Regions from separate parts of the Homo sapiens genome. Here all the other regions are linked to region 3. The links are chromatin contacts, found by Hi-C or POLR2A ChIA-PET in ENCODE. All regions are on one chromosome and are shown on one strand. The core of a region is the stretch at or near the end of the contact, and the rest is flanking DNA. Distances in the headings are between cores, read along the strand shown.

Evidence for each region. Hi-C counts contacts between places; a loop is a spot of excess contacts on that map. ChIA-PET counts read pairs that join two places held with the same protein, here RNA polymerase II (POLR2A). Pooled maps may share reads with other maps.
Region 1: a map of ascending aorta shows a loop between it and region 3 (2.1-fold over the local background). The contact joins the promoter of SNED1 here to the promoter of HDLBP-AS1 in region 3. A Hi-C loop is called at or near these places in 1 of 168 maps with a recorded cell type or tissue (ascending aorta) and 6 of 50 pooled maps.
Region 2: a pooled map shows a loop between it and region 3 (8-fold over the local background). The contact joins the promoter of DTYMK here to the promoter of HDLBP-AS1 in region 3. A Hi-C loop is called at or near these places in 2 of 37 single-sample maps with no recorded cell type and 12 of 50 pooled maps. POLR2A ChIA-PET finds 5 or more read pairs at or near these places in 1 of 52 experiments (activated T-cell).

The regions. Positions count from the first base shown.
Region 1 is chr2:240,997,259-241,000,232 of GRCh38, reverse strand. SNED1 (sushi, nidogen and EGF like domains 1) reads right to left here and starts at 1,615. Exons shown (of 32, transcript NM_001080437.3): 1 at 1,183-1,615. The coding sequence starts at 1,395. RefSeq lists a silencer at 1,564-1,983.
Region 2 is chr2:241,685,288-241,688,169 of GRCh38, reverse strand. It overlaps DTYMK (deoxythymidylate kinase), which reads left to right and starts at 1,355. Exons shown (of 5, transcript NM_012145.4): 1 at 1,355-1,516; 2 at 2,293-2,401. The coding sequence starts at 1,387. It also overlaps a transcript of ING5 not described here. RefSeq lists silencers at 866-1,395, 1,146-1,408, 1,456-1,765.
Region 3 is chr2:241,270,406-241,273,437 of GRCh38, reverse strand. HDLBP-AS1 (HDLBP antisense RNA 1) reads right to left here and starts at 1,274. Exons shown (of 2, transcript NR_168372.1): 1 at 1-1,274. All of the region lies in intron 1 of HDLBP (high density lipoprotein binding protein), which reads left to right. RefSeq lists silencers at 381-660, 931-1,240 and an enhancer at 1,381-1,460.

The sequences.
Region 1 (2,974 bases), core at 366-2,865, 270 kb after region 3:
ATGTGGTGGAGGAGGCCCTGTGGATGGAGGTGGGGAGGGATGATGACAACCATGCAGAGGATGTGGATGGTGACGACGGGAAGCTGGGGACCATGGGGAAGGTGGTGGTGGAGGCAGTGCTGCTGGTGGTGGGGTTGAAGGAGGTGGTGTTGACGGAGGAGTTGGCAGTACAGGTGGTGTTACTCCGGGCAGCACAGATGGCAGAGGCGATGTGGCTGGCAGTGGGTTGAGGCTGGAGGTGGGCGAGGGTATGAGAGGGCTGATGGTGGAGGTGGCCGTGGTGACGGAGCTGGAGGGGACTCTACTTGAGGCTGGCCCAGCAGTTTTCTAGATATGATCTGGGGTGTTTCAGGGAACCACCAGGTACCAGTGCACCGTGGCCTACTCAGGGCGAGTGCTCCATGCAGTTACCAGGTGCATTTCATTCCCTGGGCTGCCATAAGGGCTTGGCCTGGGGTCACACTCTGGGAGCCATGGAGACAGAACCGGCACTCGGGCCTGTTCCTTCAGCTGAGCTGAGCCTGCTGTCATGAGTCCCTGGCCCCAGGAGTCCCACTGGGAGTCCTGTTTGGAGAGTCTGAGCCTGAGCGGCCAGCCCCCAGACTGCGGAGAGGACGGCAGGGAGGGGCAAGCCTGTTGCTAGCCCGCCTAGGAGGGTCAGCGAAGAAGCAGGCCCTGCCCTGAGCGCCTGGGCAAGGGGTCCAGCCTCCTGGCTCTGGGCCGCACTGGCGTCCACGGGGGGCGGGGCTGAAATGGCCCAAGGAGGGGCTGCAACCTTCGCAGGCCCGGCGCCCCACTTGGGAAACTGAGGCCCGGGAAGCCCGTGCCCACGGCCACATTGCCATGTGTGAAAACCAGGGCAGTACCAGGACCCCTGCTCTCCCCTGGGAATCAGGCGCCGGGAAGACGCGCTCGGCAGGTCTGGCAGGGGCCGGGGCGCCGCGCTCCACTCGCCCCCGCCTCGGTGCCCGGCGGCTGCCGCCCCCGCCCCGCCCGCGCGCCTCTCCCGCGGGCCGCTGTCCGGCCTTGGCCGCCGAGGAGGAAGCGCTGTCCTCATTCCACCTCGGGCCGCCCCGGTGCCAAGTGGCTGGCGGCGGCGGCGGGAGTCCGGGCCCGGCGGGCAGCGGCCGGGGCGCAGCTCCCTCCCCTCCCGGGCGCCCCGCGAGCCCGGGGGTTACTCACGTAGAGTCCGGAGTGCTCGGCACCGAAGAACGGGAAGGGCACCGAGAGCGGCCGCAGCCCCGAGCCGCCGTCGTCCTGCTTGGGGGTGACGGCGTCGCCGCGCTCGGCGCCGAACGGGTAGAAGTCGGCAAGGGCCACCGCGCCGCGCACCCCGCGCGCCCCAAGCCCCAGGGCCGCGGCCACCAGCAGCGCCCAGGCGACGCCGTGCCGCATCGCGGAGGTGTGCGGGCGGGACGGGGCGCTGGCGGAGCAGGGCGCTGGGGGACTAGGCTGCGCGCGGGGGTGGCCGGCAGGGCCAGGCGGGGTGCGGGGAGCGCGGGCGCGCCCGCTGGCCGCGCCGTCGGGGGCTCCGCGTCCCGCGCCCGTTCGGCCGGGCCGCGCTCTCGCCGCAGCTCCGCAGAGGAAAGCGCCGGGCGGGACCGCGTTCGGGGCCAGCCCCGCCCCTGGGGCCACGATTTAAATATCCAGCCCGGCGGTCACTCGGGGGGGCGGGGCCATGCAAATCGGGCGTCTCTTAAAGCGCCAGGCCCCGTGGGAGGGCGCGGGCGCGCGGGGAGCTCAGTCCCCTGGCGTGGGCACAGGCAAGGTGAGGGCTCTGCGGGCGCGCGCCCTGTGGTGGGGCCATGCTCCGCCCTGGGTCCCTACCCTGGTGGAGGCGCCTGGGCCCTCAGTGCCGTCCTGGGACAGACCTGTGTCCCTAAGGCCTGAGACGCTGGGCCCGCCCTGAAGGCGTGTCATCACGCGGGGGGCGGGAGGGGACCCTGGCCAGGCAGTGCCTGAATGAACCCGTTCCGTGCTGCCCCCTTCCCAGCCCTGAGCATGGGGACGCCAGGCTTCCAGCCACAGGGGCAGACTAACCCCGGAGCCCACTCCCTGCCTGGGTCTGTGTGAGGAAGAGCCCGGGCCGGAGACTAGGAGGCATGGAACAAAGTGTTTGCATCTGCGTGGCCGCATCAGGAGAAATTCCTGGGAGGCTCGGGACCTCGGGGCGACCCCTGGGTAAAGCAAACCCTCCGTGGGGAAGACTGACCCACTCAGGCCCTGGGGGCAAGTGCGTGCATGACACCGGCCTTGGCAGGTGGGGGCAGGACTCTGAGTCCCAGTATTTGAATTCAGGGTCCCCACCCTGTGGCCTGCCAGCCCTGCCCCCTGTCTCTTGGGCTGCTGGCCTGGGCTGCCTGTCTGTCCTTCCTCAGGGCCTCAGCCGGGACCACCTCTATGTCCCCAGGCCCATGGCAGGGTCTGATTCCTGGAACTCACCCGGCCCACCGTGGTCTCTTCTCTTAGATCCTGGTGTTGGGTGGTGTTGGCTGCGTGCCACACTGGGGCCCCCAAAGATAAGAGTGCACCCCTCGAAGACAAGCAGGAAAGGCCGGGCTGATGGTAACTGCATCTACCACTGAGGTGCTGGGTGGTTTTTTGTTTGTCTTTGCGTTTGTATCTTCTGAAATATCTCAAGTGAGCACGTGTTGTTTTTCAGTGAGAGCCAGGCACAGTCAATGTTATTTTTAAGAAGCAGCGGAGGGTTCTCTGCGTGTGACTGGGTGTTGCCGGTTCTCACAGATCCTGCACTTGGTGTTTTCACTCAGAGGTTCATGACCCTTTAGACTTGGTGTCAGGGCCGGGTGCAGAATTGTTAAGGAGGAGCTGACCCTGCACTGGCACCTCCTGAAAGCTTGCCCCTGGCGCCTCTCCCACCCTGCATGGGGTGGCAATTCTGTTTGCAGAGAGGCAAACTGGGCCTGGGAGGGGAAGGGCTCTGTCCCGCAGTTAGCCCTTAGGTCACCGTCCC
Region 2 (2,882 bases), core at 106-2,605, 410 kb before region 3:
TACCATTTCTTCTGCTAAGCAGAGAAAGTGATGTCTAGCTGACAACTGACAATATGGCACATATAGATAGTAGTATTTTAGATATCTAAAATAACAAAAAGTCTCACCTGAGAAATGTCCAGGCAGCCTGATATCCCTAAGATAACAGCAAACACTACTGAGCGCTTTCTAGATACCGGGGACACTTCGCGGGACTTTTTCCACCTCTCTATGGCAGAGACAGTTTTTCCTATTATCATCATGACCCACATTTCAGAGGAGTTGGAGGCATGGAAAGAGGAAACAACTTGCCCGTTCCCTCTCCGTGCTATAATTTGTATACATCATCTTTTAAAACGGACTTTTCGGCCAGGCGCGGTGGCTCACGCCTGTAATCCCAGCACTCTGGGAGGCCGAGGCGGGCAGATCACGAGGTCAGATCAAGACCATCCTGGCTAACACGGTGAAACCCCGTCTCTACTAAAAATACAAAAAATTAGCCGGGCGTCGTGGCGGCCGCCTGCAGTCCCAGCTACTCGGGAGGCTGAGGCAGGAGAATCGCTTGAACCCGGGAGGCGGAGGTTGCAGTGAGCAGAGATCGCGCCACCGCACTCCAGCCTGGGTGACAGAGCGAGACTCTGTCTCAAACAAACAAAAACAACAAAAACACACACACGGACTTTCCAGAGCCCTGCAGTTTTGCGCTTCAGGGACAACAGTGAACATTTATCGATCCCATGGTTCTCCTACAATTGCCACGTGGCCAGCGTCTACACAGCCCCCCATCCTGCCCCTGCTGTCAAACACAGCGTTTCCAGAACGCAGTCGTGCTGGGCTCCAGGTGAGCTTTGGGAGGAGCCCCGGCTGAGCCCCTGCACTGGGCCCCGCGCTTCGGGAAGCATCTCGCTCGTTCGTCTCGCGCGCCGCGTGACCGGAGCCCTCACGCTGGCAGCGGGCACCGCAGGGCCCTGAGAGTCGGGCCCGCTGCGCGCAGCCAGGGGCCAACGAGAGCCGACGCTGGGCGGGCAGCGTCCGGGAGCCCCTCCGACCCTGCGCTCCCCTCGTCCGCGCCCTGACCCCGCGTCTCCGGCCGTCCAGCCCGCGCCGCGTCACCTCCCCTCCCGGAGCGAAGGGCCCTGCTCGCCCGAGGACGGAGGCCCGCACGGGACACGGGGCCCCAGTTTCCGCCCCGGAAGCCCAGGACACGGCTCCAGTGGCGGCGCGGCCCAGGGCGCAGGCGCGGGTGTCGGTCCCACCGCGCGTCGTCCTCGCCCCGGCCCCGGCCAATCCCTTCGAATTTGGCCGAGGCCGGGAAATACTAGCTAATCACGGCGCGCGCTGTTGACGCCGGCCAATGGGAGCTCCGGAAGGCTGCGTGGAGACGCCAGCGGCGGGCGGTGGACAGTCATGGCGGCCCGGCGCGGGGCTCTCATAGTGCTGGAGGGCGTGGACCGCGCCGGGAAGAGCACGCAGAGCCGCAAGCTGGTGGAAGCGCTGTGCGCCGCGGGCCACCGCGCCGAACTGCTCCGGTTCCCGGGTGGGTGCGCGCGGCGGGGGGTGCGCCGCGGCCTTCGGTGCCTCTGCCTTCCCAGGGGCTCTTTGCTCCGCTTCGTTGTCTGCGGCTGGCGTGCTGTGAACTGTGCGGTTTTTATTTTGAAAGACGGGCTTTCCCTGTGTCGCCCAGGCTGGAGTGCAGTGGCGCCATCTCGGCCCACGGCAGCCTGGACCTCCCGGGCTCAAGCGATCCTCCCGCCTCAGCCTCCCGGGTAGCCGGGAACATAGGCGCGCGCCACCGCGCCCGGTCCACGCTGCGTGTCTTTAAGTGCGGGGTATGGTGATGACTGACGTGTAAACCCGCGCGAAACCGTGGTGTCTCCCCCAAAAGTCTCCTCCAGCTCTTTTGTAATCCATGTCTCGTTTTTGTGGGTTTTTCTGGTGTTGTGTTTTGTTTGATGGCTGTTCGCGCTTTCAGGGGTTTTATAGCATATATTTAAAAGTTTTCAAGTGAAGCATTGACCTTAATCTTTGGCCACCCAGTCCACAAATTTTATAAATGCTTTCTTTGAAGTCTCTACTTTCTACCCGAGTTCTTTTTTCCTAAAGCATTTTTCATCCCAGCTTGTTTGCAGATTGCTGTTATTGCTCAGAGAAATTCCTTTGGCTTCCGCAGAAGATCCAAGCCTGTCTAGAGATTTAGTAAAGTAAAATTCAACGTGAGACTTGAGTCCGGGAGAAATTCAGTCCAAACTATATTGTAATATAGAGGGAAAGCCTGATCTCACTTGCATTTTGTGTGTTTCTCTTTTTTTCTAGAAAGATCAACTGAAATCGGCAAACTTCTGAGTTCCTACTTGCAAAAGAAAAGTGACGTGGAGGATCACTCGGTGCACCTGCTTTTTTCTGCAAATCGCTGGGAACAAGTGTAAAAACCATTGCACACTGCTCCCTCTGCCCTTGCCACTTTCCTTCCTCCTGAGATTCAGTGAACGCAGCACTCGATTCTGAATGACAGTGACAGTAGTGCTGGGCCTGATGTTCTTCTGTTTAGCAGTCCTGTGGGCAGAGGTGGTGAAGCGCCCTAGTTCCCAAAGGGCGCTAATGAATGCTGTTTCGTCCTCCTGCTCCCCACACCCCATAACTAATAGACTTCAGTTTTTCGGGTTTTTTTAGACGGAGTTCCGCTCTGTCGCCAGGCAGAGGTGTGATCTCGGCTCACTGCAACCTCCGCCTCCCAGGTTCAAGCGATTCTCCTGCGTCAGCCTCCCGAGTAGCTGGGACTACAGGCGCGCCCCAGCATGCTCAGCTAATTTTTGCAATTTTAATTTACTTTATTTTTAAATTTAATTTTTGTATTTTTAGTAGAGACAGGGTTTCACCATGTTGGCCAGGATGGTCTCTCTTGA
Region 3 (3,032 bases), core at 25-2,524:
GTTCTTTTGCGTGTATACATCTATGTAGAGATGGAGCCATAAGTAATACACGCTTTAAAGGAAGGGGATTTTACATTTTGGGGGGGAGATTAAGTTGATTGCCAAGGAATCGGGTGGGGATAGTTTATAAAAGTGAGGGACATAAGGAATAGGCACGCAGGAATGAGGGAATGAAAGCCCTGGAGCCGCCTGGGAGCCTCACTGCGCTGTAGGACCTCGTGCCAGTGTGGCCATCCGTTTACGATGTGGTGGGCATCCTTTGAGGTTTTTCTTCTGATTTTGGGGAGGTGGGCGGTACTGGTGACATCTGCTTCCAGAGCAGCCGTCCTTCCTGCTCCCTTTCTGGTCTTCGGTTGTTTCCACTCGGGTTCTTGCGGGGCGCGCTCCCTCTGCTTTCTGGAGGTGATTAATTTCCCAACTCCTCGGCACCGCCTTCCCCACCCGAAAAAAGGATGCAGAACCACGCCTGCAGTTGGGTGGGCCTCCCGGGTGCTGGGCGGCCCGGGGCGGCGGGGACCCCAGCGGCGGGGCGGGCGGGCGCTGACGTGTCCAGGCGGGATTGGGCCGCCGCCCTATATAGCAGCCGGGGCCCGGGCGCCGCGCCTCGGAGCGTCCCGGCTTCTCCCGCGCGGGGGGCGAGTAAGCCAGCGGCAGGACCAGCGGGCGGGGGCCCACGAGTGAGCGCGCAACACGGGGCTGGGAGGCCTGGGCGGGCGGGCGGACGGGGCGGGCGGGCTGCCGGGCGGGGGGGTGGGGGGTGGCTGCTGACGTGGAGGCCGCGGAGGGGGAGGGGCCCGGGTGCCGCGGCCCCCACCCGGGCCCCAGGCTGCGGCCCCCGCCCGCGGGTGTCCTGCTTACCGCGCGTGGCGGTTCCGGGCCAGACCTGGGGCCGGCTCCGAGTCTCTTCTGCGCGTGGCCGTGGCGCGGAGGGGCGCGCACAAACTTTCTCAAGTCCGGTGGCGCCGCTGGGCCGCTCTTGGCTGCAAGCTGGGCTCCCCCGCCTCCTCCCGGGGCTTCGGTGGGGCACCCCTGGTGCCGTGGCCGCACGGCGCGGAGGGGCGGCCGACCTGAGCCCAGGTCGCTGACGTTGGCGGGGCCGGCCCTCCCCTCCCCCGCTCCGGCGGGGGCGCCGTGTGCGGCCAGGGTGGGGGTCCCTGGGAGGCCAGCGGGGTCCTTCCCCCCAGGTGGCGGCGGGGCGGGGGTCTGGGCGCAGACCGGGCGGCGGGGCCCCCGCAGCACCTCCACCTGCCGCGCGGGGCCCGCGTCAGTCTACGTGTTCGGGGGTGGGGAAAGCTGCTCTTCTTGGGCCTGGAGTGCAACTTGGACGTGCCCCAGGGTCGTGGATGAAAAATACATTACGGAAAAGTACCGAATTTGGATGAAAGGCGGGGAGGCCGAGGGGTTGCTGTCCCTTTAAGCCTGTCCCCGCCCGCGGGCCCTCGTGGCCTGTGGGAGGGCCGTGCTGAGGTGGCATCTGCGAAAGTTCCTCCATGCAGGATGGGTGCCGACTTCCAGAACTTGGTGAGAAGTGCGGAGCGGAGCCTGCCTTCTGCTCGCCAGTCGCCTGTGGTCTCTCCTAGATTTCGATCTTGTGATCTCTGAGTGGATCAGGATTTTATTTTCCCATTCTGAACTTTGGTTTGTGGTCTTGAGTAATTTTAGTTTTGGAAGAGGAGAAGTCTGGGTTTCAGCCGGAGGCTTTTTTGGTGCCCTCCATACCCGGTCCTGTCTGGTGCTTTAAAGCACTTGCGGGTCTCATTAACTGAGGCTGAAATGAAATTCTTCCTGGAGTATTACTGATAATTCTCTTCGAAGACTGTTGCCCCTTGAATATGTAGTTGGCAAAACTTATCACAAGGGAATCAACTTAATTACTTCCTCGTTTAAAAGCAAAAAAGTAGAACCCCTCATGTGAAGCCTTTTTTGTTGCTGTCAGAAACCTGTTAGACTTGTGCTAAACTTGTAAGCACCAGGTTTCCCACGCAACACACAGCTCTGTCAGGACTCCACGTTTTGCTCTACACGTATTAGGGCGGAAAGGGGTCTTGGTTCCTGCCCTCCTTCCTTTAGTTCTAGTTCTGTTTGCTGAAAGTTAAATTCTGAGATGTGACCTTTTTTGCTTTGGATGTTTGCACTCTGGGAAACAAAATTAAAAGTCCAGGTTCAGTATAGTTTGAGGTTTACATTAGGTGGACCTGGACACTGATTGATCCGAGCTTCCTATGGGAAAAGTAGTTGGGAGAGCCAGAATCACGAAGGGACTGGGGCCATATGGGAGGGACTGAAGGAGACAGGAGATAGGGCTCACCTACCAGAAGGAGCCTTGGAGGAGAGCGGACTTGTTCTCCATGGCCAGAAAGGGGAAAGAAGTTGTAGATTTTGTCATAACTTGAGGTGGAGCGTTTACAGCCATGCAGGGGTGGACCCGGGCCCTGAGAAGGCCATGAATTTCCTGTCCCTGGTGGTATTAAGAAATGGGATTAGATTAATATCTGAGGTTCCTTTCAATCCTGATTTGGACAGTACTGTTAGATCCAGTGAGAATCTGAGATACCCGATGTTAGCCTCTGTTCTTGGGTATCTAGGCCTGCCCAAGGTATCCTGGGAACTTCAGATAGCAAGTGGAGTTGCCTGGCGCTGTCCTGGGGTTGCTGAAAGATCCACATGGAACAGGATTAAACCCTCGTGGGTGTTGTCTGTGAAGGCAGAGCCAGGAGCAGGGCGTAGCAGTGCGGGGTGGACATGGGGCTGTAGGGTCAGCTTCTTAGGTGCTGCTTTGTTGAACCAGAGGCAGGTGGACCCCTGGGCTGTGCCTCACTGGATTGGGAGCACAGAAGGAGAATGAGACTGACTTTTAAGAAAATCTCACCCAGAATTTCAGGTGGGGACAGGGTCTGCATTTACATGTGGGTCATCAAATGCTTGCTTAAAACGCAGTCTTCGAAAACAGGTTTTTGAGTTGTTTAGAAGAAAAACAAAATGTTGTTTGATGATACCAGAACCCTAGATGTTAAATGTGTCTCTAGTTGTGA